Linked DNA regions of Homo sapiens: region 2 is linked to region 1. A link is a loop called in an ENCODE intact Hi-C map of the cell type or tissue named here. Cell type or tissue: OCI-LY7. All regions are shown on one strand. Links, peaks and the distances in the headings refer to the core of each region. The heading gives the core; the rest is flanking DNA.

Evidence for each region. Hi-C counts contacts between places; a loop is a spot of excess contacts. Peaks named below come from ENCODE experiments on the same cell type or tissue, not always from the same donor. Only the 100,000 strongest peaks of a DNase experiment are listed, where the experiment ranks them.
Region 2: a loop joins it to region 1, with 5 times the contacts of the local background. A loop is called at or near these places in 10 of 110 quality-filtered maps.

The regions. Positions count from the first base shown.
Region 1 is chr18:58,772,484-58,788,483 of GRCh38, forward strand. It overlaps LOC105372146 (a long non-coding RNA gene), which reads right to left and starts at 7,735. Exons shown (of 4, transcript XR_935537.3): 1 at 7,675-7,735. RefSeq lists enhancers at 2,476-2,977, 9,567-10,329, 10,330-11,091. In OCI-LY7, for the core only: CTCF peaks have their summits at 9,239 (motif pointing right) and 9,461; a DNase peak (open chromatin) is centred at 9,268.
Region 2 is chr18:58,889,466-58,905,465 of GRCh38, forward strand. The region is part of intron 2 of ZNF532 (zinc finger protein 532); the gene reads left to right. Among named protein-coding and RNA genes, the nearest start is that of ZNF532, 33 kb to the left of the region's middle. RefSeq lists enhancers at 1-351, 352-852, 2,941-3,767. In OCI-LY7, for the core only: a CTCF peak has its summit at 7,853 (motif pointing left); DNase peaks (open chromatin) are centred at 6,986 and 7,536; H3K4me3 peaks cover 1,923 bases; H3K27ac peaks cover 2,169 bases.

The DNA of each region.
Region 1 (16,000 bases), core at 4,361-12,360:
GGGGCCATCTGACACTTTGTAGAGATGTAGCAAACCCCTTCGAAGGGAAAGGGGAACTGACCAGTGGGATGCTGAGGTTGTGATAGGCGATGTGACAATCTCAGTGGTGACCCAAGAGGCCACCTTTCCCCTTCCACGGTTTCTGTAAAGAGTCTCCCACTGGGGACTTCACAGCCACAATATTAGGAGAGGGGGCAGCAATAAATCCAACAATTCATGCTGTGAGGAGGAAGAGTCCAGCTGCTCAGTGTCCTTGGGTCAGATCTGGTTCTAGAATCTACCACAAGAGCTAACAACAGGACAGAAGATTTGCAATCAGCACCATCTCAGAGGTTCTGGGACACGTGGATGCCACCTCCTCTCTCAGAAGGGAGAGACTCCACTCCTTTCCAGTGGTGCCGATTCTGGGATGTTGGAAACTCGGAGGCATTCTGAAGCAGCTGCCTCTGCTGAGAATTTTTTTTTTTTTTTTTTTTTTTTTTTTTTTTTTTGAGATGGAGTCTCGCTCTGTCGCCAGGCTGGAGTGCAGTGGCGCCATCTTGGCTCACTGCAAGCTCCGACTCCCTGGTTCAAGCGATTCTCCTGCCTCAGCCTCCCGAGTAGCTAGGATTATAGGCATGTGCCACCACACCCAGCTAATTTTTGTATTTTTAGTAGAGATGAGGTTTCACCACATTGGCCAGGACAGTCTCGATCTCCTGACCTTGTGATCCACCCACCTCAGCCTCCCACAGTGCTGGGATTACAGGCATGAGCCACTGCGCCCGGCCCAAGAACTCTTATCTTGTCCTTGTTCTCACCTTACAAAACCCACTATTCTGCTATTTCCCAGTGGGTTACAAGACAGAATAAGAACACTTAAGATAGTGATACCAATGCTGGAGGTTTCGGTCAATCTCTCAAAATCAAGAGGATGATCAAAAGTGGGGAACTGTTAAATCAAGTTTAGCCTAAATCTGCCTCCTTACATATTTAAGTTCAGCCTACAGGTTTCTCTGTACATAATGAACTATAACCTAAATGGAGGTGTCAACAGACTGTAGCCTACTCTTGTGCCAACCACCTAGTTTCGGTCAAAGGGGGCTAACTGTTCAAACTACTCAAATAAGGTAAACACGAGCTGTAACCAATCCGGATGTTTCTTACCTCACTTCCATCTCACTTCCATCTCCTGTAAGTCCATTTCCATTTTCTGTCTATAAATCTTCTACCACACAGCTGCGCTGAAGTCTCTCTAAACCTACTCTAGCTCAAGAGGCTGCCCGATTTGTGAATTGTTCCTTGCTCAATTAAACTCTGTTACATTAAAAATAAAAAGGCTGGGCGCAGTGGCTCATGCCTGTAATCCCAGCACTTTGGGAGGCCAAGGTGGGCTGATCACCTGAGGTCAGGAGTTCAAGACCAGCCTGGCCAACATGGTGAAACCCCATCTCCACTAAACAGAATACAAAAATTAGCCAGGCGTGGTGGTGGGTACTGTAATCCCAGCTACTCAGGAGGCTGAGGCAGGAGAATCGCTTGAACCTGGGAGGCAGAGGTTGCAGTGAGCCAAGATCCCACGATTACACTCCAGCCTGGGTGACAGAGCAAGACTCCATCTCAAAAAAAAAAAAACAAAAAAAAAAACTGATTTACTTGAGAAGCAGGAGAGACTTCCACTTGGTGTATGCAGCTCCCAGCAGGATTGCTCTTACTAAACCAACACGAGAAACAGTTTCACCAGAGGCAGCCAAAAAGAACTAATTCGATGCACTTTGGTTGTTTTGAAATCCATTTTCCATTCTCAGTGATTGCCATAGCCAAGGGTAGCTCCCAGTGGCCCTGCATGGCCCACCCAGTTGGTAGCTGAATGGATTTCAAAGGGCTTCCGCTGCTTTCTAGAGAAAGAAACCTGTGCGGCTCCCAGGCCTCAAACTGTCCATAGCTCAGGAAAGTCCTGGGAATGCCCTCCTCGCCCCCAAGGTGGGGAACACATCAAGATACACAGCTCCCATTCGCACATGCAAACTCCCATGGCTGAAAGAGTCCTTAGTCCTTGGCCTTATAGGGATTGATGTTATGGAAGGATTCCATATTACAGAGAATTTCCTCTGCTTGATGTCGTTCAGTCTCCTTGCTTCAATTTCCCAGGGACAGAGGTTGAAAACAGCCCCCAAATATGTCCACATTCTGATCCTCAGAACCTGTGAATGTTACCTTATATGGCAAAAGGGATTTCTGCAGCTGATTAATCTTAAGATGGGGAAATTGTCCTGGATCATCTGGATAGGCCAATGGCATCACAAGCATCCTTATAGCAGGAATGTGGGAAGAACCAGACACAAAGAAGGCAGCCGGGCACGGTGACTCATGCCTGTAATCCCAGCACTTTGGGAGGCCAAGCCGAGCAGATCACTTGAGGCCGGAAGTTCAAAACCAGCCTGGGCAACATGGTGAAACCCCATCTCTACTAAAAATACAAAAATTAACTGGGCGTGGTGGTGGGCGGCTATAGGCCCAGCTACTCAGGAGGCTGAGGCAGAAGAATCACTTGAACCCGGGAGGTGGAGGGTGCAGTGAGCCGAGATCGCGCCACTGCACTCCAGCCTGGCAACAGAGTGAGACTGTCTCAAAAAAAAAAAAAAAAGAAAGAAGGCAGGCCAGGTGCGGCGGCTCACACCTGTAATCCCAGCACTTTGGGAGGCTGAGGCAGGCAGATCACGAGGTCAGGAGATCGAGACCATCCTGGCTAACACAGTGAAACACTGTCTCTACTAAAAATACAAAAAATTAGCCAGGTGTGGTGGCACGTGCCTGTAATCCCAGCTACTTGGGAGGCTGAGACACAAGAATCACTTGAACTCGGGAGGCAGAGGTTGCAGTGAGCCGAGATCAGGTCACTGCACTCCAGCCTGGGCGACACAGCAAGACTCCATCTCATAACAAAAAAAAAAAAAAGGCAATGTGACGGCAGAGGAGAGACTGCAGTGATGCTCTTTGAAGACGGAGGAAGAGACCATGAGCTGAGGAACCCAGGCAGCTAATGAAAGCTGGAAGCTGCCAAGAAGCGTCTCCCCTCAGAGCCTGCAGAAAAAAACAGCCCTGCCAATACCTTGACTTTAGCCCAGTGAAACTGACTTCAGATTTCTGTTCTCCAGAACTATCTAAGAATTTTTTTTTTTGAGACAGAGTCTTGCTCTGTCGCCCAGGCTGGAGTGCAATGGTGTGATCTCGGCTCACTGCAACCTCTGCCTCCCGGGTTCAAGTGATTCTCTTGCCTCAACCTCCCAAGTAGCTGGGATTACAGGTGCGTACCACTACACCCAGCTAATTTTTGTATTTTTAGAAGAGACAAGGTTTCATCAGGTTAGCCAGGCTGGTCTCAAACTTCTGACCTCAGATGATCCACCCACCTCGGCCTCCTGAAGTGCTGGGATTATAGGCCTGAACCACCGTGCCTGGCGGCTGCAGTCTTTTCTATGCACAGCTCTTGCTGCTTCCTGACATGAGACCTTCTCAGCACTTTCTGCCCTTTCCTGAGAAACTTTTTCCCCTCAACAATGAAATATGTATACTGAATACCCACTCCATGCCAGGCACTGTGCTAGCTGGTAGGGGACTAAGATGAATAACTTCAGGAAGCTGAACAGGACACATACCCCTTTTGGGGTTTAAATGTTTATATGGTTTGGATGTGTCCGCTCAAAATCTCATGTTGAAATGTGATCCCCAATGTGGTAGGTGGGGCCTAGTGGGAAGTGTTTGGGTGATGGGGGCGGATCCCTTATGAATGGCTTGGTGTTGTCCTCACAGGAATGAGCAAGTTCTCACTCTATGAGTTCACATGAGATCTGATTGTTTGAAAGAGGCTGGCACCTCCTCCTCCTCTTGCCATGTGACAGACTGGCTTCCTTTGGCCTTCCGCCATGATAAGCTTCCTGAGGACTCCCCAGAAGCAAATGTCAGCCCTATACTATCTGTACAGCCTGCAGAACTGTGAGCCAAATAAACTTCTTTTCTTTAAACAATCTAGCCTCAGGTATTTCTTCATAGCAACACAAAAAGACTAACACAAATATATAACTTATGTAATTTTTGGCCAGGTACGGTGGCTCACACCTGTAATCCTAGCACTTTGGGAGGCTGAGGCAGGCAGATCACTTAAGGTCAGGAGTTCAAAACCAGTCTGGCCAACATGGTAAAACCCTGTCTCTACTAAAAATACAAAAAAATTAGCCAGGCATGTAATCCCAGCTACTTGGGAAGCTGAGACAAGAGAATTGCTTCATCCCGGAAGGCGGAGGGTGCAGTGAGCCAAGATCACACCACTGCACTCCAGCCTGGGCAACAGAACGAGACTTTCTAAAAAAAAAAAAAAAACACAAAAAACAACAACAACAACAACAACACTTACATAATTTCTCTTTCTTTCCTATAGCAGATGTTGGTACTCTGCCCATATCTTGCAGGGCTCACCACTTCAATGTGCTCTTCCAAATGCCAATATCTGCATCTGTTTCCTAAGGGTTTTCTCCAGAGGTGGTTCTGCCTATGTACCCAGCAGCCTGGAGGTACCCAGGGATTCACACCAACTCCCGCCTCTTCAACCAGTGACTGATATGAGTTAGAGCATAAATCCATCAGCTCCTTCATCTCTTAGGTGGGATCACTGTTTTTGATACAGGGTCTCCCTCTGTCCCCCAGTCCAGAGCGCAGTGGTGCAATCACGGTTCACTGCAGCCTCAACCTCCTGTGCTCAAGCAATTTTCTTGCCTCAGCCTCCCGAGTAGCTGAAACTACAGGTGTGCCACCTCACCTGGCTAATTTTTAATTTTTTGTAGAGACGGAGCTCACTATGTTGCCCAGGTGGTCTCAAATTCCTGGCCTCAGGTGATCCTCTCACCTCAGCCTTCTAAAGTGCTGGGATTACAAGTGTGAACCACCTCACCTGGCTTATTTTCATGTAATCATCAGCTTGAACCTCAATTGAAATAATCAATTCTATCAAATTAGAAACGTGCAGGTTTACAGAGCACCCACTTGGGCCCTAGCTCAGCTCTGAGCAGCCTATTTTCGACTCTAAGAGCTGCAGGTGAAGATGAACTTCCCAGAAGCGTCCTTCTGGCTGGGGTTGGGGCTGTCCTGGAGCTGTGAGGGGCCATGCTGTCTTCAAAGACAGGCTGGAGGAGAGACCAGCAGACATCACCTTAGTCATATGGCTAAAGTAACATCACCAGTAATGAGACATGTCAACATCACATGCCCCTGATGTGGCCTGCTAAAGAGAGCACAACCTCACTTCTGAGATATTCTTGCAAAAAGGCATAACCTCCATCTAATCATGTGAAAACATCAAACTCAAACTGAAAGACGGTCTGCAGAATAAGTGTCAGGGGTCAAGGTCAGGAAAGAGAGGAACTGTCACAGGTAGGAGGAGGCTAAGCAGACAAGACAAGCGACTACACGCGCCATGTGTAGTTGAGATCTGGGAACACAAAAGGGACATTCATGGAAAGACTGGTAAAACCCGAATAAAGTCTGCAGTTTAGTAAAGAGGGCTGTCCTGATGTTAAGATGCTAACTTTAGGGGAATTTAGGTGGAGGGTAGATGGGAACTCTTTTGTAAGCTTTAAATCATCTTAAGATAAAAAGGCTTTTTAAAAAAAGCTTCAGCTGGGGTCCGGGCATGGTGGCTCGTGCCTGTAATCCCAGCACTTTGGGAAGCTGAGGCAGATGGATCACCTGAGGTCAGGAGTTCGAGACCAGCCTGACCAACTTAGTGAAACCCCATCCCTACTAAAAGTACAAAATTAGCCAGGCATGGTGGCACATGCCTGTAATCCCAGCTACTCAGGAGGCTGAGGGCAGGAGAATTGCTTGAACCCAGGAGGTGGAGGTTGCAGTGAGCCAAGATCAAGCCATCACGCTCCAGCGTGGGCAACAAGAGTGAAACTCTATCTCAAAAAAAAGAAAAAAATAAAAGGAAAAAAAAAAGCTTCAGCTGGGCACAGTGGCTCATGCCTGTAATCCCAACACTCTGGGAGGCTGAGGTGGGAGGATCACTTGAGCCCAGGAGTTTGAGACCAACCTGGGCAACATAGTGAGACCCTGTTTCTAAATTTAAAAAAAATAATAATTAATTAGCTGGACGTGGTGACACGCACCTCTGGTCCCAGCTACTCCAGAGGCTAAGGCAGGAAGATCGCTTGAGCCCATGAGTTCAAGGCTGCAGTAAGCCATGATCACGCCACTACACTCCAGCAGTGGCAACTGAGGGAGACCCTGCCTCCAAAGGAAAAAAAAAGCTTAAAGACAGGTAAAAGGAGACAAAGAACAAGCTGGAATTAGACTCTGTGGCAAGGAATGTGGCCTTAAGCTCTACTCCTAACAGTCACATGCATAGATGATAGACTTACTCTAAACTTTTTCACTCTTCTTTTTTTGCCTTTCTTCTGGACACTTAGAAATGTCTCCAACAGGCCAGGCACAGTGGCTCACACCTGTAATCCCAGCACTTTGGGAGGCCGAGGCGGATGGATCACGAGGTCAAGAGATCGAGACCATCCTGGCCAACAAGGTGAAACCCTGTCTCTACTAAAAATACAAAAAATTAGCCAGGCATGGTAGCGGGTGCCTGTAGTCCCAGCTACTAGGGAGGCTGAGGCAGAAGAATGGTGTGAACCCGGGAGGCTGAGCTTGCAGTAAGCCGAGATTGCGCCACTGCACTCCAGCCTGGGCAACAGAGTGAGACTCCATCTCAAAAAAAAAAAAAAAAAAAAAAAAAAAGAAATGTCTCCAACAGAAAGTGCTTAGAGTTCTGACCCAGGAGAAATAAGAGGTAAACAGCCTAGTTTCCAGCTTCACAGGCAGCTTAGGGGGAAGCAACTCAGCTTCAGAGAGCTGCACTTAACTCTTCACCACCACGACTGACACAGGCACAAGAACCCACCTGCCTCTCCAAGGCCCTGAAAGCCCACCCGATGTCGCTTTCCACACTCCTATCCTACATCCTCCTCTAATCCTCACATTGACTTGATTTCACCTATATTCAAATACTGGGGAGGAAAAGAAGGGACGATGTGAGCCCTCCAGTCCTCCCTGTCACCCTGCTCGTGGACTAATCCTGAGTCATTTTTCACAACTGTATTCCTTGCCGGTGTTGAGGCAAATAAGTCCGCCTTTACCTAGAACATACAGTTCAATACCAAATTGTTTACAACAGTTTTATTGCTCCAGACTTTGAGGGAGGCTTTGAAGAACTGCCTGTACCTTGTCCTAACTCTATTACTCAGATTAATGGTCGGCCAGCGTTCCCTTTCTGGTCAGTCACTTCCAGGGGATTTTGCAAAGACTCATGGGTTAGTATTTGGAAAGAACTTAAACTTCCTCATAAATAAAAATTCTTATAGCTGAAAATTCTGATGCCTTATAATGAGTCCTTATAAAATTCCAAGGCACTTGAAAATGTACATTGCTCCCAAGCATCGTTATTACTTATATGCATAAGCAGCTACCATTAGGAACACATATGATGTGATAGGCAGTGAGTTATGCTCAGTATGTGCGTTAGTCCGTTCTCACACTGCTATGAAGAACTACCTGACACTGGGTAATTTATGAACAAAAGAGGTTTAATAGACTTACAGTTCCACAGGCTGTACAGGAAGCATGGCTGAGAGGCCTCAGGAAACTTACAATTATGGCAGAAGGCGAAGGAGACGCAAGCACGCCCTCACAATGGCGGAGCAGTAGAAAGAAGAAAGGGAGAGGTGCCACACCCTTTTAAACCGTCAGATCTCGTGAGAATTCACTCACTATCACGAGAACAGCAAGGGGGAAATCCGTTCTCATGATCCAATCGCCTCCCACCAGGCCCCTCCTCCAACTCAACATGAGATTTGGGTGGAGACACAAATCTAAACCATATCCTTATGCATAGGATCTCATTCAGCTGAACCCTGTTGCTGCATCGATGTAGGGAGATAAAGATCACCTGTGCCCTGGACTTCCTGAGTCACTGGTTGAAAAAGAAAGCAGGCGAGGCACAGTGGCCCACACCCATAATCCCAGCACTTTGGGAGGCCAAGGCAGGAGGATTGCTTGAACCCAGAAGTTCGAGACCAGCCTGGGCAGTATAAGGAGACCTCCCTCCAACCCCAGTCTCTACAAAACTTTTTTTGTTTTTTTTGAGACAGAGTCTTGCTCTGTTGCCCAGGCTGGGGTGCAGTGGCACGATCTTGGCTCACTGCAACCTCCACCTCCCAGGTTCAAGCAATTATCCTCCCTCAGCCTCCTAAGTAGCTGGGATTACAGATATGTGCCACCATGCCCGGCTAATTTTTTGTATTTTTAGTAGAGAAGGGGTTTCACCATGTTGGCCAGCCTAGTCTCGAACTCCTGACCTCAGGCAATCCAACTGCCTCAGCCTCCCAAAGTGCTGGGATTACAGGTGTGAGCCACCGCGCCCGGCCTCTACAAAACATTTAAAAATTAGCCAGATGTGGTGGCTCACACCTGTAGTCCTAGCTCTGAGGCAACAGGATCACTTGGGCACAAAAGGTCAAGGCTGCAGTGAGCCATGATTGTGCCACTGCACTCCAGCCTGGGTGACAGAGAGAGAGCCTGTCTCAAAAAAAGAAAAAGCAAGGAGCACACTTGTTTTTGCACCTTCTGGGAGGACTGAGGCCACCAGCAGTGGATGGAGCGGACAGAACTCCCAGGCACTGTGCCTGGCCCAGGGCAGGAACTCAAAATGCAAATGGATGGCATTTCTTTTAATTATCGCAAAGTGAAATGAGCCGTTACTGGAGATACCAAGCATGGGTCAGGGAAGCAGAAATTGATATTGATAATGCAGGGTTCTCTGCTCTTCCGTCGTTGTAGCTAAAACATGCACAGTATTGACAGAGGCTGGAATCAGCTCCTGAAATCAAGCCCTTTCTTTGGCTATTCTCTGCCTCCTCAAGTCCACAGCTTCTTTCCGAAAGAAGCCCAGTTGTCTGGGTTTGAAGGCCCTGAGCACCAGGAGCGCGTTTGGGAGATGTTATCGGAGTGCTCTCTGTCTCACCCAGAGTTTCCCGGGAACACTGTCGAACACTCCTCAGAAGTACATTTATGGTTTGGCTCATTTTCAGAGAAAAGGACATGAGGGAGCAGAGTCAAAGAGTCAAAAGAGCAGACTTTCGACTGTGGGAACCAGAGTCACTAAGTACAGAGTAACACAACTTGTGTTACTGATGCTCGAGACTCAGCGGGGCCTTTGCACGTGAATAGCCACCAGGTGGCAGTGTTATTCTCTCGAAAGGCTAAAGGCTGTGTGTGGCATGTGCCTGTGTGTGTGTATGCCTTGGTGGTGGTGTGTGTATAATGTGCAGTGTAGTGTGTGTGGTGTGTATGTGCGTGGTGTGTGATTATGTGCATGATGTGTGCGTGTGATGTTGTATGTGTGTGGCATGGGGTAAGGGGTGTGTATATGGTGTGTGTGATTCAGTGTGCGTGTGTGAGGTGGTGTGCATGGTATATGGTGTGGCATGTGGCCTCTTGTGTGCACAACCCTGTGTCGAAGCTGGGAGACAGCTTCCTTCTCATCCACCCACTACCACTCAGCCCAACAACCAGCTCACTCTCCTTCACCCTCTGCCACTCACGCACACACCCTCCTCTTGCCACCATCCCTCTTCTCCATTTCTAGCCAAAAATTAGCAGGGAGGAGCCAGAAAGCCCAACAGAGACCGTGAAACAAATATCAAATTAAAAGTATTTTACTGGCTGGGCACAGTGGCTCCCTCCTGTAATCCCAGCACTTTGGGAGGCCGAGGCCGGTGGATCACTTGAGTCCAGGAGTTCGAGACCAGCCTGGGCAACATGGCAAAACCTCATCTCTACAAAAAAAATATTTAAAAAATTAGCCAGGTATGGTGGCATGCACCTGTGGTCCCAGCTATATGGGAGGCTGAGGTGGAAAAATCACTTGAGCCCAGGAGGTCAAGGCTGCAGTGAGCCAAGGTCACACCACTGTACTCCAGCCTGGGCAACAGAGTGAGACCTTGCCTTAAAAAAAAAAAAAAGAAACACACCTTGGGAAGGACAATGGGACCTCAGTTATCCTCTCCTTGTTGCCCCATTCTCTCTCCCACTTGTTCTCGCCCCGACACCCGAGTTGCTCTTCCTAGGAGCCCACTCCCTCTGACTCCCCAAGCCCAGCTAGGCAGCGGTTAATGCTTTCCAGAAAGAGGTCCCCAAATTTCCTTCATTGGCATGTGCGTTTGGAAAGAGGACCCTAGACAGAGCAAAGACCTCAGAAGAAGCATCCTCCGACACTGGCACTTCAGGCCCAGTTCATGTTAGACTACCTGGATCTAGAGGACACTTCATGGGGAAGCTTCCCATTGCCCTGAGATCACAGCAGTGCAGGAAAGCCCACCTCCTCTGTGTTTGTGGAAAGCTGGGTCCTGGGTATTGTTCCTCTATGTGGGTGATGCATTCAATAATGAAAAGGGCCATCATGAAATGGGTGACTGAGTCTCCCCAGTGTGTATTTAAGAGCATTGCAGGCCGGGCACGCAGCTCACCACAGAGGCCGAGGCTGGGTGGATGGCTTGAGCCCAGGAGTTCGAGACCAGCCTGGGCAACATGGCAAAATCCTGTCTCTACGAAAAATGCAAAAATTAGCCAGGCACGGTGGTGCATACCTGTAGTCCTAGCTACTCAGGAGGCTAAGGCTGGCGGATCAACTGATCCCAGGAGGTGGAGGCTGCAGTGAGCTGAGATTGTGCCACTGCACTCCAGCCTAGACAACAGAGCCAGACCCTATCTCAAAAAAAAAAAAAAAAAAAAAAAAGATATTTTCTAGGTCGAAATAATGATCTCTAAGAAAGTGGCAATATGAGAATTACTAAAAACATCAATATATCCCTCCAGAAGACATTTATGTTCTTTTTAAGACACTTAATGGCGTTTAGAATATATGCTAACATCTTTTTCATCGGGCATGGTCAGAAAAGTGGTCACTTTTACAATAATCGTGATCTCCATTTGGAAGCTCAAACCTTTACATATCAAGGCATTTAAATATCACTACTGGGGCCAGATGCAGTGGCTCACACCTGTAATCCCAGCACTTTGGGAAGCTGAGGCAGGATGATCACTTGAGGTCAGACATTCAAGACCAGCCTAGCCAACATGGTGAAACCCTGTCTCTACTATTAAAAAAAGAAATACAAAAATTAGCCAGGTGTGGTGGCACACACCTGTAGTCCCAGCTACTCAGGAGGCTAAGGAATGAATCGCTGAGAATCGCTTGAACCCAGGAGGCAGAGGTTGCAGTGAGCTGAGGTCACCCCACTGCACTCCAGCCTGGGCAACAGAGCGAAACTCCATCTCTAAATAAATAAATAAATAAATAAATAAATAAATAAATAAATATATGCCAGGCGCGGAGGCTCACGCCTGTAATCCCAGCACTTTGGGAAGCTGAGACAGACGGATCGCCTGAGGTCAGGAGTTCGAGACCAGCCTGACCAACATGGAGAAACCCCATCTCTACTAAAAATACAAAATTAGCCAGGCATGGTGGCACATGCCTGTAATCCCAGCTACTCAGGGGGCTGAGGCAGGAGAATTGCTTGAACCCAGGAGGCGGAGGTTGCAGTGAGCAAAGATTGCGCCACTACATTTCAGCCTGGGCAACAGAGCGAAACTCTGTCTCAAAATAAATGAATAAATAAATTAAATAAATAAAAATAAATATCACTATTGGCAAAAGCTTTCTAACATGCATTGCCTATCTAGGTCACAGTTTGCTAATGTCTTGTAGCCTGGATGGTTTTATTGATCCCCGAGAGAACTTTTATTATCCTGAGGGAAAACAGACTGGAAAGAGGACGGGAAATTTGTTTGGCTTTGGAATAGTGGTGGGGGAGGAATAAATGGGAAGAAGGAACGTGGGGAGAGATGGACGCTAAGCAGGAGAGATGGGGCGAGGGAGAGGGGACCACAGCCACGCAGAATGGAAGAGCAAGAAGAGCAGGGAGAGCGTGAAGGCGTGAGAACCGAGGCAGGGCAGGGGACTTCAGAGGCAGAAGCCCTTCAGAAGCTCTGCAAATCCAAATGCTAAGAAGAACATGCAGTCATTTTGACAAGGGCAGGTCAGAAAATGCCACGCGTGCGCACAGAGGATGGAAGGCCAGGACCCGCCGCCAAGCAGGGCTGTCGGGGACTGGTCGCCTCCTCTGGGCAGCGTCAAAGGGCAAGATTGGTCTGGTCCTCTTTCTAACACCTCCCACCCGGGATGCAGCCAAGAGTGGCTGCAGCCTAATTTTCTACATGTAAACAATGACCTCAGTGATGCCCACGGGGCCCCTCTCTGGCCTTCTCCCCCTGGGAAAAGACTGAGTTCTCGACGGGCATCCCCTCCCCCTCCGGAACCAAGGGCTCTGGGATGTTGACAGCCCCCGCCACCTCTGAGAAGGGCAGGCCGTGGAAAACCATCTCCTCCCTTCCTTCCCCCTCTGCCTTTCCTAGCTGGGGCCTCTGCACAATGCAGCTGGGCCAGGCCCTGTTGCTAAGGGAACCAGCAGAGGGCCCAGCCCCCTCCCCATAGAAATAACCCCAAGAGAGGAGTGAAGGATTCACTTGCCCTCATCTCCAGGCTTTGGAGGAGGGTAGGTGCCTGGCCAGCAGAGTGGCCACTGCTCACTGGCCCAGAGGAAGCAAGGCCACCAGCCTGATCCCACTTCTCCCTCCGGCCCATCTTCACTCCCCTCTCCTCAACCACAAGCCCCGCCAAAATAGAGACCCCCGGCTTTGCTCCCCTGCTGCAGGAAGGGAGAGCCACCGCCAGACACTGCCTGCCTGGTCCTCCTGTTCTGATCTCACCCGGTGCTTGGAATCAAAGAGGACCTGGCTTCCCTCTCGGGATACGTGATTTTCTTTGGTTGTGACTCATTGTCTGTAAATGTTGCTGGAGATGAATCAGACCCCACCTGCTACCTGCGGCTGAGATGCTGCCAACAGACACAGAAAGGTGTGCCGCAGCCACCACCCGCCTCCTCTCTCCCAGCTCTGAAGGAGCCCACAGCTCCCATGGGATGAGGTCTTCATCGTGGCTTTCAAGGCCTTCCTTAGAGCCTTTGGATCAGGGAAGCCTGCCCTAAACTGCACATTAGTGTCCATGACTCACCTTTGAAAAATTCCCATAACCAGGCCTCACCCGACCCTGCAAATACAGATGCAGTTACTCTGGGCAGGGACTCAGAGCAAGGAGTTTTTTAAGTGCCCCAGGTCCTGGGCTGAGAGCACCTAGTGGCTGTCTCAGATGCTCTAGCTCAGCCGAGATCCAGTGGCTTGTCCAAGTTCACATTGTCGGCTGGAGAGCTGGAGCAACAACACAGGATTCATGCCTTGAGCACAGTGTTCTATCATAGGATTTTCCTACTTAAAAAAGTAATTTGATAAAATTATTTTGGAAATGTATACAATATAGAAAGGTAAAAAGAAGTCCATTAAATCACCCCTAAACCTCAACACCCGGAGGTAAGCACTGTTAACATTGTGGGTTGTGTTTTTATTTATTTTCAAATATTTAATGTGTAAAACAGGTCATACAGAACACACAGCTGTGCGTCCTGCCCAGCCAAACTGACCATGTTTTTAGCAGGCTGTTGGCAAAGAGTGTCAAGAATATCTTAGAGCTGGGCATGGTGGCACGTACCTATAATCCCAGCTATTCAGATGGCCGAGGTGGGAGGATAGCTTGAGCCCAGGAGGTCAAGGCTGCAGTGAACTATAATTGCATCACTGCCCTCCAGCCTGGGCAACAGAGTGAGACCCTGTCTCTAAAATATATACATATATATTTTTTAATTGACATTTTTCAGCCCACTAATTCCATTTCTAAGAATCTATTCTGGCTGGGCACAGTAGCTCACGCCTGTAATCCCAGCACTTTGGGAGGCCGAGGCAAGTGGGTCACCTGAGGTCAGGAGTTCAAGACCAGCCTGGCCAACATGGTGAAACCCTGTCTCTACTAAAAATACAAAAAAATTAGCTGGTCATGGTGGCGGACACCTGTAATCCCAGATACTTGGGAGGCTGAGGCAGGAGAATCACTTGAACCCAGGAGGCAGAGGTTAGAGTAAGCGAAGATCACACCATTGCACTCCAGCCTGGGCAACAAGAGTGAAACTCCATCTCAAAAAACAAAGAATCTGTCTTCCAAGAATGGTCAGATGTAAGCGAAAAATTATTTACAGAGACTTTATTTTATTTTATTTTATTTATTTTCTGAGACAGGGTCTTGCTTTGTCACCCAAGCTAGAGTGCAGTGGTGTGATCATAGCTCACTGGAACCTCGACTTCTTGGGCTCAAGCCATCCTCCCCATTCCTCCCAAAGCACGGGATTACAGGTGTGAGCCACTGTACCCAGCCAGCTTTCATTTTAATGTAATTTATAATAGCCAAAATTGCCAACCTCATAAATGTAAAAAGTTAGAGGAATCGTCTAATAAATTGTAGTTTTGCATGGAATACTTTGAGGTCATTAAAACCACATTTTCAAAAAATGTGTGATGCCTATGATAATTGTCCTCTCCCACTATCCCTCCCTCCATGTTTGCCTCGATGCTCAATGCCTGTAAGCACGTGTTCCAGGAATACCCCTCCTCTGATCCTACTGTAACCCCTTTGAATGCTACGAGGCCAATTGATCTTTCTCTTTCAGATCACTCGTAGCATATATTGTCAGTACCAAGTGTTTTGGACGGTTTTTTCATTTTACTATTATTTACTATATACTACTTCTATTTGCTTCTCTGGCATGTATGTAAGAATGTGTGTGTGAGGCTGGGCACAGTGACTCATGCCTGTAATCCCAGCACTTTGGGAGGCCAAGGCGGGCAGATCATCTGAGGTCAAGAGTTCAAGATCAGCCTGGCCAACATGGCGAAACCTCGTCTCTACTAAAAATACAAAAATTAGCCAGGTGTAGTGGCGTGCGCCTGTAGTCCTAGCTACTCGGGAGGCTAAGGCAGAAGAATCGGTTGAACCAGGGAGGCAGAGGTTGCAGTGAGCTGAAATCTTGCCACTGCACTCCAGCCTGGGCGACAGAGTGAGATTCCGTCTCAAAAAATAAATAAATATATAAATAATGTGTGTGTGCGTACATTTGTGTCCATGTGTGATTGTGTATGTATTTGTAAGAGAGAAAAGGAACTCAGAATTACCAACGGCTCGAGGGCTGGAAGTGTGACTTACACATCTTCATTCTTTGCCAGCTCTTCAGTTTCAGCATATCTTAAACTAAATTCATCTCCCTCAAATCTGTGCCAATGCCACAAAAACCTTTTTTTTCCGTGCGCAAGACTTTCTAAACTGGCTCTTCCTCCTGCATTGCCAGTTCATTCGGTGATATCACCCCTTCTCCTTTGGGCCACCCAGATTTAAATATTTTGGAATTCCTGACCGTGGAATCCTACCATTGTGTTTTTTTTAAGTCTTGTCATGTGTCTTTTTCTGTTCCGTTGCCACCATCGCAGGCAGCAATTTTCCATCACTTCAACTCTGTCTCCGCTGAGCCATCTGCTGGCAGACTCTTGGCCCTTCAGACTATCTCGTGTTCAACCACTTGTTTCAGATATTTTTACCCCATCACTTCTCTGGCTAAAAAGCCACCGATGGCCACTTATAAACGGTCATTATTGAATGAAGTGCTAACTTCTTATCCTGGCACATGGGTCCCTCCTTAATTTGATCCCAACCCATCCATCTTCCTGGTTTTATTTTATTTATTTATTTAGAGATGGGGTCTCGCTATGTCGCCCAGGCTGGCCTCAAACTGCTGGGCTCAAGTGATCCTCCTGCCTCAGCCTCCCAAACTACTGAGATTACAGGCGTGGGCCACCACACCTGGCCCTTCTTCCTATTTTATATCACACCACTTCCTGACTAATATCCCAAGCTCCTGCCACGCTGGTGTAAGCACCAACCCCAGAACACACCCTGTGTCCTTGGGCCTCCTCCGCT
Region 2 (16,000 bases), core at 2,930-10,929, 120 kb after region 1:
AAAAGGATATTTTTCCAGAAGTGGAGTGGGTGTTTAAGAAATACAAACTCTTGGCCGGGTGTGGTGGCTCATGCCTGTAATCCCAGCACTTTGGGAGGCTGAGACAGGCGGATCACTTGATGTCAGGAGTTTGAGACCAGCCTGGCCAATATGGTGAAACCCCCTCTCTACTAAAAATACAAAAATTATCCCAGCTACTCGGGAGGCTGAGGCAGAAGACTCTCTTGAACCCAGGGGGTGGAGGTTGCGGTGAGCCGAGGTCACGCCACTGCACTCCAGCCTGGGTGACAGACTGTGATTCCATCTCAAAACAAAAAACAAAAAAACCCCAAAATTTGGCTAGGCGCGGTGGCTCACGCCTGTAATCCCAGCACTTTGGGAGGCCAAGGCAGGATCACCTGAGGTCAGGAGTTTGAGACCAACCTGGCCAACATGGTGAAACCCTGCCTCTACTAAAAATAAAAAATTAGCCAGGTGTGGTGGCATGCACCTGTATAGTCCCAGCTACTCAGGAGGCTGAGGCAGGAGAATCGTTTGAACCCGGGAGGTGGAGGTTGTGGTAAGCCAAGATCGCGCCACTGCACTCCAGCCTAGGAGATGGTGAGACTGTGTTTAAAAAAGAAAAAAAAAAATTAGCTGGGCATGGTGGCACACACTTGTAATCCCAGCTACTTGGGAGGCTGAGGCAGGAGAATCACTTGAACTCAGGAGGTGGGGGTTGCAGTGAGCCGAGATTTTGACACTGCACTCCAGCCTGGGGAGGAAAAATATATATATATATGAGTTATATATATATACACACACATACATATATATATATACACGTATATATATAACTCTTAAGTAAAATTAAGTACCCTGGTTAGTACTTAACTGTTACAACTGGGTTTATCTAAATATTTGCTCTTCTTCTACCCAGAGGGCCATTATTGTGTCTTTGACTCCAGTTTGATCCTTATTCTTTTTTTGATATAAAGGTGGTTCCATCATTATCTCCTTAATGACTTCTGGGTTTCTTTTTTTTAAACCTTAAACTGTACCTGGTATCTCCTTGCCAAAATCCCAATGACCCCGCATTGCTCTGTTACAGGAATTCTTTTCCCTCTGTCCTTGCACTAACTGCCGCCCATTTTTTTTTTTTTTTGAGAAATTTAAAAAGTAAGGAAGGATATGTGAATTACTTATTAAGTACTACCTGTATTCTCACCAGTCACTGTAATATGACTGTATGCCCAGTCTGTTCCCTCTCCCCTTCTTTTTCTCCATCCTGCCCTCTAGCTTCTTCTTCCTCCTCCCCCACTCCACCTCTTCCTCTTCCTCAGACCTCTTTACCTCTTCTTCCCGGTAGGTAAATGGTTCCTCTCCTTCCTTTTTTTTTTTCCTTCTTAAACTATTTTTTTAGATATGGGGCCTCTGTCATCCAGGCTGGGGTGCAGTGATGCTATCATAGCTCACTGCAGCCTTGACCTCCCGGGTTCAAGTGATCCTCCCACCTCAGCCTCCTGAGTAGCAGGAACTACACGCATGCCACCGTATCGGGCTAACTGGGTTCAAGCGATTCTCCTGCCTCAGCCTCCCGAGTAGCTAGGACTACACACGTGCGCCACCATGCCTGGCTAATTTTTTGTAATTTTTAGTAGAGACGGGATTTCACCATGTTAGCCAGGATGGTCTCGATCCCTTGATCTTGTGATCTGCCTGCCTCGGCCTCCCAAAGTGCTGGGATCACAGGCATGAGCCACTGCGCCCGGCCTCTCTCTTTCCTCTTAAAAGGAACCTGGAGGCCTGGCCTGGTGGCTCACGCCTGTAATCCCAGCACTTTCGGAGGCTGAGGTGGGTAGATCACTTGAGGCCAGGAGTTTGAGACAAGCTTGGCCAACATGGCGAAACCCTATCTCTACTAAAAATACAAAAATTAGCTGGGCATCATGGCGCATGCCTGTCATCCCAGCTACTTGGGTGGCTGAGGCATGAGAATCACCTGAACCCAGGAGGCAGAGGTTGCAGTGAGCCGAGATCATGTCACTGCACTCCAGTCTGGGTGACACAGAGAAACTGTCTCAAAAATGAATGAATGAAACCTGGGACGCTTGTACTTACGAACATTTAAAAAAATCAGGTAAAATGGATCATGCTTTGTAAGTGTGATTAAAAAGACTTTTTACTGTTAGTGTTGGTCTGTGTTCTTGCATGTGTTTTAAGCTTTTTACCTAAAATAGGAATTTATTTATAATGAGTTTGACTGAGGATCTCTTAGAAAGTTGGTTAACCTTCTCTGTTCTGACCAGTCCTCGTTTTGTTGTTGAACGTGCCATCCTCTTTCCCACCCTGGTGTGATACTAAGTGCCAGCCTATGCCAGTCTGCCCTCCCTCCTAAAGCTGGATAAACTCCTGGGTTCACATTTACCTTGAGTTGGGGGAAGTAGTTTATTATTTGGAATAGAACATTTCCTTCAGGCCAAGATCCTTTAGGAAAATGAAAGTAAAAGTGCTAAAATACCAGCCCCCACTCACCCATAAGCAAGGCTGGTTTACTGTGAAATCAAGAATATATAGTATCTTGATGGATAGAGTGACAGAAGGTATTCTTGGAGACATTTTAAACATAAAAATTATGATTTAAGCGCATGAGTAAATTATTTTAATGTCTCCATTTCTCTCATCTTTCATTTTATCGTGAGTTAAACATATATCTTCAGGATTTTAAAGCAAAAGAGTGAAACACAACACTGTGTCTCAAAGGGTTTTTTCTTTTTTGTTTAAGAGTTATTTTTGTAAGAATTTATGAAGAAAGGTTGTTCTTGTGGTTACTTGCTTTGGCTTTAAACTCTCTTTGGAGAATATCACAATCTAAATTTAAAGGGTACTCTTGAAAACACTGTTGAATTGACATGGAGTGTCTGATTTGATGGAAGCCCCGTAGACCTGGAACGGTATCTGGGATATGTTACTGAGTGTGAAAATGCCTATATATGTGTATGTATATTTATGCTTATGTATGCATTTAGAAATCTGTATCCCAAATGTTACCAGTTGATCTCTGGTGAGGAGGCCTCCCAGAGGCCTTTGGTTTCTGTTGCTTATACTTCTGGGTGTTAGAGCATTGGCAAAGAGCACGTAATACCCATAATAAATTCCAGGAATGAAAGAGGTACATTTGAACAAAGGGCAGCCTGTCGTCTAAATAAAGCGCTTCACAACGATGCTACTTTGGCATTCAAGTTTGAGCAATTGTGATGCAGAAGCAATGTTCGTGTAGAGATTTTGAATCTAAGAGGTTCTGTTGGCTGAAGGTTCCCCAAGTGGGGGCGTGGCAGAGACAGGAGGGGAACATTACTGCAGTAGAACTCATACAAGAGAATTCAGTTTTCTGCTGCTGGTGGGTGAAATGATGAGATCTGTGACTGCTGTTTCTGTAGTACTCTGCAAAGAAAGTCCCAAGGAATGCTTGTCAATTAACTGAGAGCAAGTCAGTTACTCCAGATTATCAACTCAGCAATTTCTGATTTGTACTTTCTTTTTTTTTTTTTTTTTGAGATGGAGTCTTGCTCTGTCACCCAGGCTGGAGTGCAATGGCGCGATTTCAGCTCACTGCAGCCTCACCCTCCCAGGACCAAGCGATTCTGCCTCAGCCTCCCGAGTAGCTGGGATTACAGGCGTGTGCCACCGCACCCAGCTAATTTTTGCATTTTTAGCAGAGGCGGGGTTTCATGTGTTGGCCAGGCTGGTCTTGAACTCCTGACCTCAGGTGATCTGCCTGCCTCGGCCTGCCAAAGTGCTGGGATTAAGGGCGTTATGTACTTTAAAGAATAAAAAAAGAATAATTAGAAGTGTCTGTGAGTTGATTTAGAAATCAATGAATCTCTTGCTATTATTATGTTAATAGTTTGCTTTAGAAATGAGATAACTAGTTGCCTGGTGCCTGGCGTGGCGGCTCACACCTGTAATCCCAGCACTTTGGGAGGCTGAGATGGGTGGATCGCTTGCCCAGCCTGGGCAACATGGCTGTGGCGAAACCCTGTCACTACAAAATACCAAATATTAGCCGGGTGTGGTGGCTCGTGCCTGTAATCCCAGCTCTTGGGAAGGCTGAGGTGGGGAGGATCGCTTGAGCCTGGGAGGTTGAGACCACAGTGACTCGTTATCATGTCACTGCACTTCAATCTGGGCGACAAAGCAAGACTCTGTCTCAAAAAAAAAAAAAAAGAAAGAAATGAGATAATTGGGAAGCTATGTGAATTTTGGACCCACATGCTTATTATATTGATCTGTTAGGACTGCTTAAGAGCTAACTTGTCACCTGTGAAATGGTTGGCTTGATATTTTGATATTTAAAGGTTTGCCTTTTGCTTCTCGTGGGTACAAGCCAGAGAGAGCAGTGGTTACATGGGGGTAGAATGGTGACTCGTTTTTACCTGACTGTGGATCAGCTGGGTGGTTCCTGAATCTCACTGGGCTCATTGTGGCTCTTTGCTTGTCCTGTATTTACTGTCTGTGGTAGTGAGATAGAAGAACCACCATGTTCTTCTGGTTCTAGACTCAAACTACAGGGAGAAGGAAGAGATGTGTCTGGCATCATTTCCGTGTTGGAGTAACTTTGTGGTAGATTGCTGTGGCCTTTCTTTGTGGCCTGCCACTTGTCTTACATTCTTCAGAGCATTTATGCACAGGAGCATAAATATATGATTTTCATCTTGCCATTGAAAGTAGACTTTCCGGCCGGGCGTGGTGGCTCATGCCTGTAATCCTAGCACTTTGGGAGGCCAAGGTGAGCAGATAACTTGAGGTCAGGAGTTTGAGACCAGCCCGGCTAACATGGTGAAACCCCATCTCTACTGAAAATACAAAAAAGTTAGCCGGGTGTGGTGGTATGCACCTGCAATCCCAGCTACTCAGTAAGCTGAGGCAGGAGAATCGCTTGAACCTGAGGGGTGGAGGTTGCTGTGAGCTGAGATTGCACCACTGCACTCCAGCCTGGGTGATAACAGCGAGACTCCATCTCAAAAAAAAAAAAAAAAAAGAAAATAGACTTTCCTTGGTCTAGGAAGAGTTTAAATAATGGAATAAGTGAAAAGGATGTTCTTACTAATCAAATCCAGTAAACCATGGCTCGTTGTGGGTATTAATTTGCTAGGCTTTATGAATATTGACCTCCTTATTCTTCCCTAAGGAAGTAATTAATCATTTGCCTTTTGTGTGGTCTTGATCTTCCTTTTATGCACCTTGTTTTCATTAGACTTGAAGCCATCCTCGATTTTCAGGCACTACTTGGCATTTTACGAACAAACTACCCTGTCAATTTTTCTAGATATTTTAGCATATTTTCTAGGTTAATGTTGTTGTCTACTTGGAATATTTAGAGATTAATGTACATGAACATTTTGGGAGCTGGACATGGTGGCCTGTAGTCCCAGCACATGGGAGGCTAAGGCAGGAGGATCATGTGAGCCCAGGAGTTTAAGACCAGCCTGGGCAACATAGGCCTTGTCTCTGTAGTTTAGAAGAAAAAGCATTGTGGAACTCAGAGAAAAGTTACTATCCCACAGGAAGAGCCAAAAGAAATTGTGCCTGAGCCATTCTCCTTCTTTTCCCCTTATCCCTGTGGCACAGAGCCATTGGCAGAGGCTCTAATTGGGCTTTTCTGTGTAAATTGTTGCTAAAGTTTGACCTAAATCGGCTTGCCCAACTTCAATTTTCTGCCAGGGTGCCAGTCACAGATGGTATTGGTGGCCCTCCACTGAGCAGTAGCTGCGTCGTCTTCTAGATGCTTGCAGCCTCTGTCTCACGTTTGGCTGCAAAGGAACAGACGCATGTCTTTAAGGCAGTATTTCCCAAAAGGGCACGTACACCTCCCAGATGCTGTTAGGGAAAAGAGAGTCCAGAGGTCAGATAGATTTGATAAGTATTTTATGCTCTAGCCCTTCTTGGCGATTCAAAATGTGCTTTAATATATTAAAGCTCTCAAAATGGGTTGGGGATAAAGATTTGGGGAACTCTTGTGGCAAAGAAACCAGTTTAAACTTTGTTTAACCATTTGACCCTAAGATCTCCTTTGTTCCTAATGTCTACAAACATTCTGGGAGACAGTGACGGACGGGCCTGCCTGTTGGAGCTGGCTGAGGCTGGCTGCCAGTCTATATCGTACGTGTCTCTTCCCAGCTCCACCAGGACATCTTGTTAGTAGCTTGAAATGTATCCCAGTGGGAGGATCTAAGTCACAGAAATGGGCAAAGGCTAAAAATCGGGGCTCCCCACCCCTCACACTCCTTGTTGCTAAAGGTTGCTAGCCTGTTGCTGGTATTTATCAGCCCATTTCCCTAAAGGTGTCATAAGGGGTGCCAGACATTAGAATACAGTGCATTTCTCAAATCTTCACTTTCTTTCTTTCTTTCTTTTTTTTTTTTTGAGATGGTCTCACTCTGTCGACGAGGCTGTACTGCAGTGGCATGATCATAGCTCACTGGCAGCCTTGAGCTCCTGGCCTCAAACGGTCCTCCTACCTTAGCCTCCCAAGTAGCTGAGACCACAGGTACATGCCACCACACCTCACTAACTTTAAATTTTTAAAATAGAAATGAGGTCTCACTCTGTTGCCCAGGCTGGTCTTAAACTCTTGGCCTCAAGCGATCTTCCCACCTCAGCCTCCCAAAGTGTTGAAATTATGGGCGTCACCCAGCCAGATCCTTGCTTTTCAGTGCAGTGTAACTTTCTTCCCTGTTAAATCTAGCAGTGTTTGTTTTTTGTTGTTGTTGTTTGTTTTTTAAGTAAAATATACATAATATTTGTCATCTTAACCATAAGTGTACAGTTCAGTGAGATGAAATATGTTACCCATGGTAAAAGTTTTCCATCACCTTCAAAAAAAGCTCTGAACCAAATAAATAACTCTCCCTTCTCACCTTCCTCCTGCTTGTGGTAACTTCTCTTCTACTTCCTGTCTCTTAATTTGCCTATTCTAGGCACTTCAAGTAAGTGCAGCAGTTTTTATCTGGCCAATCTACTGTGACCCAGTCAAGCCACCACCCATGTCTGGGCTGGGAAGGTGGGGAAAGAGGCTGCTGCACATGCTTGGGATGTCTTCAGCCATATGCATCTGTCCATCTGTTCATCCACCCATCCGTCTGTCCATCCGCCCACTCAGCTATCTGTTTATCAAGGTATAACAATACAGCTTTTTTATTCCTCTCCCTCTGTAACCTATTTGGGCCTTATTTATGTTTCTCTTCTTATAAACCACCTCAGATCTTTCTGTAGAGGTATTTATTAAGTAAAACAACACCACCACATGACGGACATAAATATTGAAAAGACCAATCGATTGGAAGGATTAATCAGTAGAGGGAGGTGTTTTCAGGGGATTTAGACAGGAGGAAGATAGCCTAGGCTGACAAATGGAGCAGATGAAGATAAATCGGCAAAATAAGTAGGGAGACAAGATCCCTGTCCCATGTGACCATGCATTTGAAAGCAGGCAGCCCAGCGAGGTAGAGGCATGAAAGGCTGTATGGACTGCGCTCTTCAAAGGGCTGTGGTTTTGTTCTGGGGTCTAGTCTTAGGTTGTAAGCTTTTTTCTCTTCTCTTTCTGTTTTTTCCCCCGGGGCTTGAACAGACTCAAAATACTCTTAGGGTTGGAATTTCTCTTTGATTCTGGTCTTGGTTAGCAGGGGTGGGGGGGATTGTTATGAACATTTCATTAGATGTGTGTGCTCTTAGATATGGTCAGTTTGACTGAACAGTTGCTCTGTTTCTGCATTAAGCACGTAATTTTGTAAGTTTTGTAGCTTTTTGGAATATAAAGTAGTTGAATACTTAAAGCTCCCCCTGCTGCCTTCCCTTTATTTTTAACTTGGACTGAGCAAGGTTCTTCTAAATGCATTGAGGTTGGGGGGAAAAAGACCTAAAAAAGAAAAATACACTGAATAATACTTTCACATATACACGAAACCTGATTTTGCAATCTAAAATGACTGTTTTTGGGTTTTCAATTATGGAACATTTTCTGACAAATAATAGAATTTGCTGTATTTCACTGTAAACAGTTTTGAGAATGCACTAAATGCAACAACAACCTTAGGATTAGTTATCATGACAGATTGGCATTAGGAAAAATGATGAGTATATTTTATGTTCTGGAGGAATGAGACTTGAAGAGCAGAGCAATTTTTAAGTTGTTTACATCGAGGGAAGAGATGTAAAGTTAAGATTGGCTGGGCGCGGTGGCTCACACCTGTAATCCCAGCACTTAGGGAGCCCGAGGCAGGCAGATCACCTGAGATCAGGAGTTTGAGACCAGCCTGGCCAACATGGCGAATCCCCATCTTTACTAAAAATATGAAAATTAGCCAGGAGTAGTGGCAGGTGCCTGTAATCCCAGCTACTTAGGAGGCTGAGGCAGGAGAATTGCTTGAATTCAGAGGCGGAGGTTGCAGTGAGCCGAGACCATGCTACTGCACTCCACCCTGGGTGACAAAGCAGTGGGACTCTGTCTCAAAAATAAATAAGTAAGTAAATAAATAAATGAATAAAGATTATTACTTAACTCCTTTCAACAATTTAAAATTTTTTGTCAAAGTAATACATGTACATAGATCAAAAAAATAGTACTTTACATCATAATTCCCTTAGGCAGTGAATTTGAATTTTTTGGTTTGTTCTGTTATTTCTAAATAATGTGCTTACATTGCTAAACTTGGACTTGTTCATTTGAGATAGTACCTGCTGACTGTGTGTGGTCAGAGAGAAGGTGACAGACCTGGACTGTGGAGGCAGAATCCTCTTGCTCACTAGCCACGTGTCCTTGAGCAAGACACTTAAACTTCTCTGTCTTATAGAATAGGAATAATCACCACCATCATCATAATGGCTCCGAGGCCTACCTTTAATGTATGTAGGGCCTGGGGCAAGAGTACTAATGGAGACCAGATGGCTAAATATTTAAAAGGTATATTTAAATATTTACAAGGTATATATGATATGCCTAAATATTTAAAGGGTTCAAATCTACCTCTGTCTATGGCCTGGCCCCTGTGTTCACCCAGGTCCTTGCAGCCTACTCTCCCTGAAGACCAGAGTCTAACAGACAGCCTCACACTTGGACCAGCCCTGAGCCAGGCCCCGGAGTCTGCCCCGGCAGCCCAGCGTGAATGCCGCGCTAGACCCGCTGATCCCAGGTGTAGTCTTGGCAGCTCAAGCTTCCCAGGAGCCTGTCTCCATCTAGGGTGATTTTATCGTATTCCCTCACACCTTGATTCTCTGATTTCCAGGCACTTCTAAGCACCTCCCCAAAACTGTACCATCTGTGCTGGGGAAATCAGGGAGCCTGTCCTGCCTAGACACCCACTTTTTCTCTGGTACCCCAGGGCAGGGGCTGTGACCTGCACATACATGCCCCCTGCTTCCCCACTGACCTGTCTTTCCCAGAATTCCTCCTTGTTTGGCCAGTTTCCAAAATTAAAAGGGAATGAAACAAAAGTTTCCCATGAGACTGAGAAGCATAGTCTCTGGCTTTCAGCGCTGGAGAGAAATGGGTTGTCTACCACGCAGGCCGGGGCAGAGCCCCCTTTGTCTGGAAGCACAGGTGCTGAGTGCGCGTAGATTGCTGTGGGGATCCATGCGTTCACAGCGGCAAGCCTCTTAAAATAGAGTCCGGACACAGCGAGTCCGTGTGATTGTTGGTTCTGCTGCTTCGCTTTTTGGAGCTCTGTAATTTCACTCCAGCGTGGACTTCTTTCCACCTCTTGTATTGGGCCAGCAGAGGTAGAGAGTTGTCAGACTTAGCAAATAAAAAATACAAGATGCTCAGATAAACAGTGGAACATCCTTACACTACAAGATGATTTGTTTATCTGAAATTCAGATTTAACTTGGCATCCTTTATTTTTCTGGCAGCCTAATGAGGCCCTTTCAATTGGATTGTCTCCTTTTGTCTTGGGAGATGTTCCTGTATTATTTCTGTAATAATGTCCTCTCTGCATTTCCTCTTTCTGAAACACTTAATTTTATTTATTTATTTATTTTTTTTGAGATGGAGTCTTGCTCTGTCACCCAGGCTGGAGTGCAGTGGCGCGATCTTGACTCACTGCAACCTCTGCCTCCCGGGTTCAAGCGATTCTCCTGCCTCAGCCTCCTGAGTAGCTGAGACTACAGGTGCGAGCCACCACGCCCAGCTTATTTTTGTATTTTTAGTAGAGACAGGGTTCCACCATGTTGACCAGGGTGGTCTCAATCTCTCGACTTCATGATCTGCCTGCCTCGGCCTCCCAATATGCTGGGATGACAGGCGTGAGCCACTGTGCCCAGCCTGAAACACTCTTTTTAGTCAGATGTTGGACCAGCTGTATTGAACTTTTAATTTTCATACCTTTTCTCTTCTATCGTCTGTCTTTATTTTCTAGTTATACTCTTGGGGAGAGATCTTGATTTCCTTGACTCTGTTGTTTCACCTATTTTATCTTTTATTTCAGTTATTAATATTTATAATTTCCAAAAGTTCCTTCATAACTTCCTGTCCATTTTTCTCTGAGGATACTAATTGTACATATATTCTTTTCTTCCTCTCCTTGTAGCATCTCTGTCCTCTTTATTTTTGATTTTTGTTTTGATTCAGATCTCTTTGTCTAGAGGCTTTCCCATGCATCTGGTGATTGTTTAGGGATGAGGCTGTGGAGAGCTGCCCGGGAGGTCTGTCTGCGCAGCTGCGGCCTGTCCTCCAGGGGCTTCTCTGTGATTCCTCGTGGAGCTGGACTCATCGGAGGATCGCAGCAGTCAGCATCCGGAATCTTTTCACTGGTGCTTTTGTTTTCCTAGGAGACTTGTCCATGCTTCTGCCTGGGGGATAAACTTGGCTTTAGGCTGTAGGGCTGGAGGAAATGGAGGTCAGGCTCTCTGTTCTGGTTTCTGTCTCATGCTCACCCTGTGGCCCTGAACCCTGAGCTTCCACGGCTTTGATAGCCCAGAGATTCTCCTCTCCCTCCTCCCTAGCTTCCCCAGCTGATGAAGGGTCGGGGGCTCCCTGTTTCTAGCCCTGCCCTGCTCCCTGCTTTCTTTGCTGGCTCCAGGGCCTGGCTGTCTCTGCAGCTGTAGGACTGACCGTCCCCACCTCCATGGCAGCCTCCTACCAGACCTTAGGACGGAGCTTCATGATCTGGTGGTCACCTGCCCCTCCCTGTCCTCCTCCTCTTCCCCAAACTTTGTTGATGCCTCACCTTGGCTTTGACTCCATTCTCACAGCATATTGTTTTTGGCAACCGTTATTGACATACAATTCACATACCATGCCACCTGCCTCTTTAAAGCACACAGGTCAGTCATTTTTAACATGTTCACAGAGTTGTACAGTCACCACCAGTCAATTTTAGGACATTTTCATCACCTCAGAAAGAAACCCTGTATCCTTTAGCCATGATGCCCAGTTCCCAACCCCCAAGCTCTAAGCAACCACTTACTTCCTGTCTCTATTTGCCTATTTAAATTAAAAAAAAAATACTTTTAATGCCATCTTTGTAGGGTTTCAGGAGGGAAGGGAAAGAAACTCGTGAATTCACTCAGCCTTGTTTCATGGGCAGTCCTTGCCATGTATAAAATATTAAAATTCAAAAACCATCTGCCTGTTTCTATTTCTACCTTCATAGTATTGACCCATGGCCGAGATGGGACCTTTCCTCTGGGTCTCTTTCTTTTCCTTCTTATGCCCTTGTTTAATGTCTCTGTTTGACCTGAACTTCTCTTTTCTGGAGCTGGGCGTTGTGAAGCCCACATCAGTGGCCTTCGTCTCCTCTTGGCTTCTAGCACTTTTCTTTTTTTCTTTTTTAGAGATGGAGTCTAGCTATGTTGGCCAGGTTGGTCCTGAACGGCTGACCTCAGTCCTCCCGCCTCAGCCTTCCAAAGTGGGATTACAGGCGTGAGCCACTGCGCTCGGCCTCTGGCAGTTTTCAAGTGTCTGTAGAGCCATTGTGCAGAGGAGTCGCCTTGGGGAGCTGAGTCCACGCCCCTCCGATATCTTCTTGGTTCAGAAGTAGAGGCTGTGGGCTGTGTGAAAATACATAGGACTTTTAGGCGCTTAATATATTTTACTATGATGCATTTGCTCTTTAGCCAGCACCTGCTCTTTGGAGAGCACTGGTGTGGGTAATTTTGCAAAGTGGAATCTGGAACTTTAAACCAGTGAGGGAGAGAAGACAAATACACAAGCAGACAACAGTACCTATTACAAGTGACGATGAGTCCACCTGCAGGGGTGGAGTCACCAGTTAGCATGGCCTAAGGATTGCCCTGAATGGGTACTGGCCTCTTATCATCCTGGCTGCTTCTGGAGAACCCTGTCCCCATCTCCTCTGGAGCTCCAGGATTTCTCTGTTGGCTTCGCACCCCACCCTGCTCTCACAGCCTGCCTGGCTAGTGCTGACTTGCTGGTCGCCTGGCCAGTGGGTGCCCACTGGCTTCCCTCCCTGAGGCTGCCTCCCTTCCAGAGAACTGGACAGCTAGGAGTAGACACCTTAACAGCATGGTGAGGACTTCTTAGCCCACTTCCTCTTTGTCTTCTCTCTAACAGCGGTTTCTCCATGCCTGTTCTCCTCCAGCTTCTCTTAGAGTGTTTGTTTCGGGGCATGGGTACCACTGCTATGGTTTGGGGTTCCTGGCCCATGTCACATTGTGGCTGCGCATCCCAGTGCTCTGCTCTCTGTGGGGCCTGGTCTGTGAGCCCGGCCCTGTGCAGCGGTGTTGTCTGTGTCAGCATGGTGTGGAGGTGTGGGGTGGGCAGGGTTAGACGGGGGCGGTTAAGATCATAGCCCATCTTTGGTTAGTGCTTGATGGGGAAGACACAAGTCTCAAAGTCAAAAGCAAGAGTCACAGGGGACCCAGAAATGCTGAGATGTTTTGTGGATTGATGAAATTTTGTTGCCCTTTTTTTGAGATAGGGTCTCCCTCTGTTGCCCCAGACTGGCGTGCAGTGGCGTGATCATTTTGCTGCCTTTTAAGAGAAACCTGTGTATTCTTTTTCGTTTCTGACTCCAGGTGACCCTTCTCCTTCTTTTTTTTTTTTTTGAGATGGAGTTTTGCTCTTGTTGCCCAGGCTGGAGTGCAATGGTGTGATCTCGACTCACTGCAGCCTCCACCTCCCGGGTTCAAGCGATTCTCCTGCCTCAGCCTCTCGAGTAGCTGGGATTACAGTCATGTGCCACCACACCCAGCTAATTTTGTATTTTTAGTAGAGACAGGGTTTCTCCATGTTGGTCAGGGTGGTCTCGAACTCCCAACCTCAGGTGATCCACCTGCCTCGGCTTCCCAAAGTGCTGGGATTATAGGGGTGAGCCACCACACCTGGCCCCAGGTGATCCTTCTAGTGGCCGATACCTAGAGTAGGACTGGAGGCACATCCACATTAGGAGAAAGGCTGTGCTTTTGAAAGTGAATGAAATGCAGTAGGGAACCGGTGCCAGCACTCTGCGAAGTACCCAAGAATCCCCTCGTTTTTCTTTTTCCTCTGATCATACCATCATCACCTCACAACTTCTTCACTTTCTCTTCTCAAGAATATTAATTTAGTTTTTCCCATTTAATTTTTAGAAAAAATAAAGGAAGAAAATAGCCTTTTAATGTCTGTGTGCTTGGCACTTTCCATGTTACTTGTTTCCATTTGTAGAATAACCCTGTGATACGGCTGTTAACTATTAGTTCCCCTTTTGGAAGATGAGGAAATTGAGGCTCTTCCTTCAGTAGAACCTGAAGAATGAGTTCTTCATACTTGGCTAATGGAGATAAGTGTGTGTTGGGGGAGGCATTCCAGGTCAGAGGCTATCCAGAAGGGCAAACTAAGAAGGAAAGCTGGGCCTGCGAAAAACACACGCGGAACCGCAGCAGCTCATGGTTGGGGGCAGATTGTATTGGGAATTTGGTGTGAGGCCAAGAAGTTTGGACTTAATTTGGAAGGTGATTCCAGGATTTTTAATAGGAGGAGTGATAGCTATAATTAAAAGGAATTTTAGAAAAATTTATCTGGAAATTCTGAACAAGAGGCTGGAGACAGGGAGAACAGAGCATTGGTCTCGGTGTGAGGTGAGATGGTCAAAATAGAGGACCGACAGCGATTATAAAGAGAATGAGGGCGCATCTGCAAAATAGCGCCAGGGAAGTGGGCAGGGCCCAGGGAGAAGAATTGGAGGTGAAATTCTTAGTTTGAGAAAATAATGGTATTGAAAGAGAGGAGTCTGATATTGAGTAAGAGATGACGAAGTTAGTTTAAGAAAGCTGAAATGGTTGTGGGATATCTGATTGTACATACCCGCAAGGCACTTGAACTAGATATCTCAAGAAAAACAAAAACCAGATTTGAACCTCTCTGAAGTGAAGTGACTGTGGTTTGATGTGGGGGTGTTTAGTGAATACAGTTTTAAAAAATCAGAAGTCTGAAGTTTAAACCGTGGACAATGTGTGCATTTATAGATTGCCCTTTAGAGATTTAAGAAATTTAAGAAAATTTCAGCATACATTGGGAACAGTTGAACTAATTTTTTAAAACTTCCCCTGCATGCTCTCCCTTAGTAATAATAGGTGGCCTTTTTGCTTTTATCGTTCAATATGTTCTTCATATAAAAATTAAATGCAGCTGGCCATGGTGGTTCATGCCTGTAATCACGGCACTTTGGGAGGCCGAGGCAGGCGAATTGCTTCAGCTCAGGGGTTTGGGACCAGCCTGGGCAACATAGTGAGACCTTGTATCTACAAAAAATATAAAAATTAGTCAGGTGTGGTGGTGTGCACCTGTAGTCCCAGCTACTTGGGAGTCTGAGGTGAGAGGAATGGTTTGAGCCTGGGAGGGGGAGGCTGCAGTGAGCCGAGATCACGCCACTGCATGCCAGCCTAGGCAACCTAGTGAGACCTTGTCTCAAAAAAAAAAAAAATAATGTATATGGTTAAGATGGTAAATTTTATGTTTTGTGTGTTTTACCATGATTAAAAAAAGCTAAATGTACACCTGGCTATATTTTAAAGGGAAACGGTAGTTCCTATTTATCGGTGTTAATTTTTAGAATTGAAACCCCAGTTATATTGCTGTTGTGGAAGGAAAGGCTGGCATTGTTAGACGATACCTGAAGGATGGAGAGAGAGAGAGAAATAATTTCTTTCCTTGTGATCCCTATAACCAAATTCTTAGGAGGGACCTATTGTTTTTTAATAAGCTGTTATTTCATATATTAAGTGATCAGTGATCCAGTTGTTGTGTTGCGTACCATTGGCCAAAAAGATAAACCAAATAAATCATTTATCATCTCCGGCCACAGACTGGGGCTGGCTGTAGTCGTGGAAGATAATCTGAATGATTTTGTGTGCAGAAATCATAGAGAATGCAAACTTTTGAAATTCTATTTCTTTCTTTTTTTTTTTTTTTTGGTTGAGACTGGGTCTCACTCTTGTCACCCAGGCTGGAGTGTAGTGGCACGATCTTCGCTCACTGCAACCTCCGACTCCAGAGTTCTAGCAGTTCTCGTGCCTCAGCCTCCCGAGTAGCTGAGACTACAGGTGCGTGACACCATGGCCGGCCAATTTTTGTATTTTTAGTATAGACAGGGTTTCACCATGTTGGCCAGTGTGGTCTTGAACTCCTGGCCTCAAGTGGTCTACCTGCCTCGGCCTCTGGAAGTGCTGGGACTACAGGTGTGAGCTGCCAAACCCGGCCTGAAAATTGTGTTTCTAATAACCTATGGTTTAAAAGTTGCTACATCATTTTGATTAGTCGCTGACCTTGAGGCAGTTTACTGGTGAGAGGAGAAAATGGAAAGCCAATATCCAGAGCTGTTAAACACTGTACGAATTACTTCTTTTTTTAGGTTGCTTTTCGCCAATATTCTTTGGAAGTAAAAGGATTATAGTATACAACGTCTCATCCCGGCTCTCCCCTGCATTTTCACATTCCCAGGTTCTCCATTTTTTTTTCTTTCTTTTTTTTTTTTTTTAAGACAAGGTCTGGCTCTGTTGCCCAGGCTGAAGTGCAATGGCACAA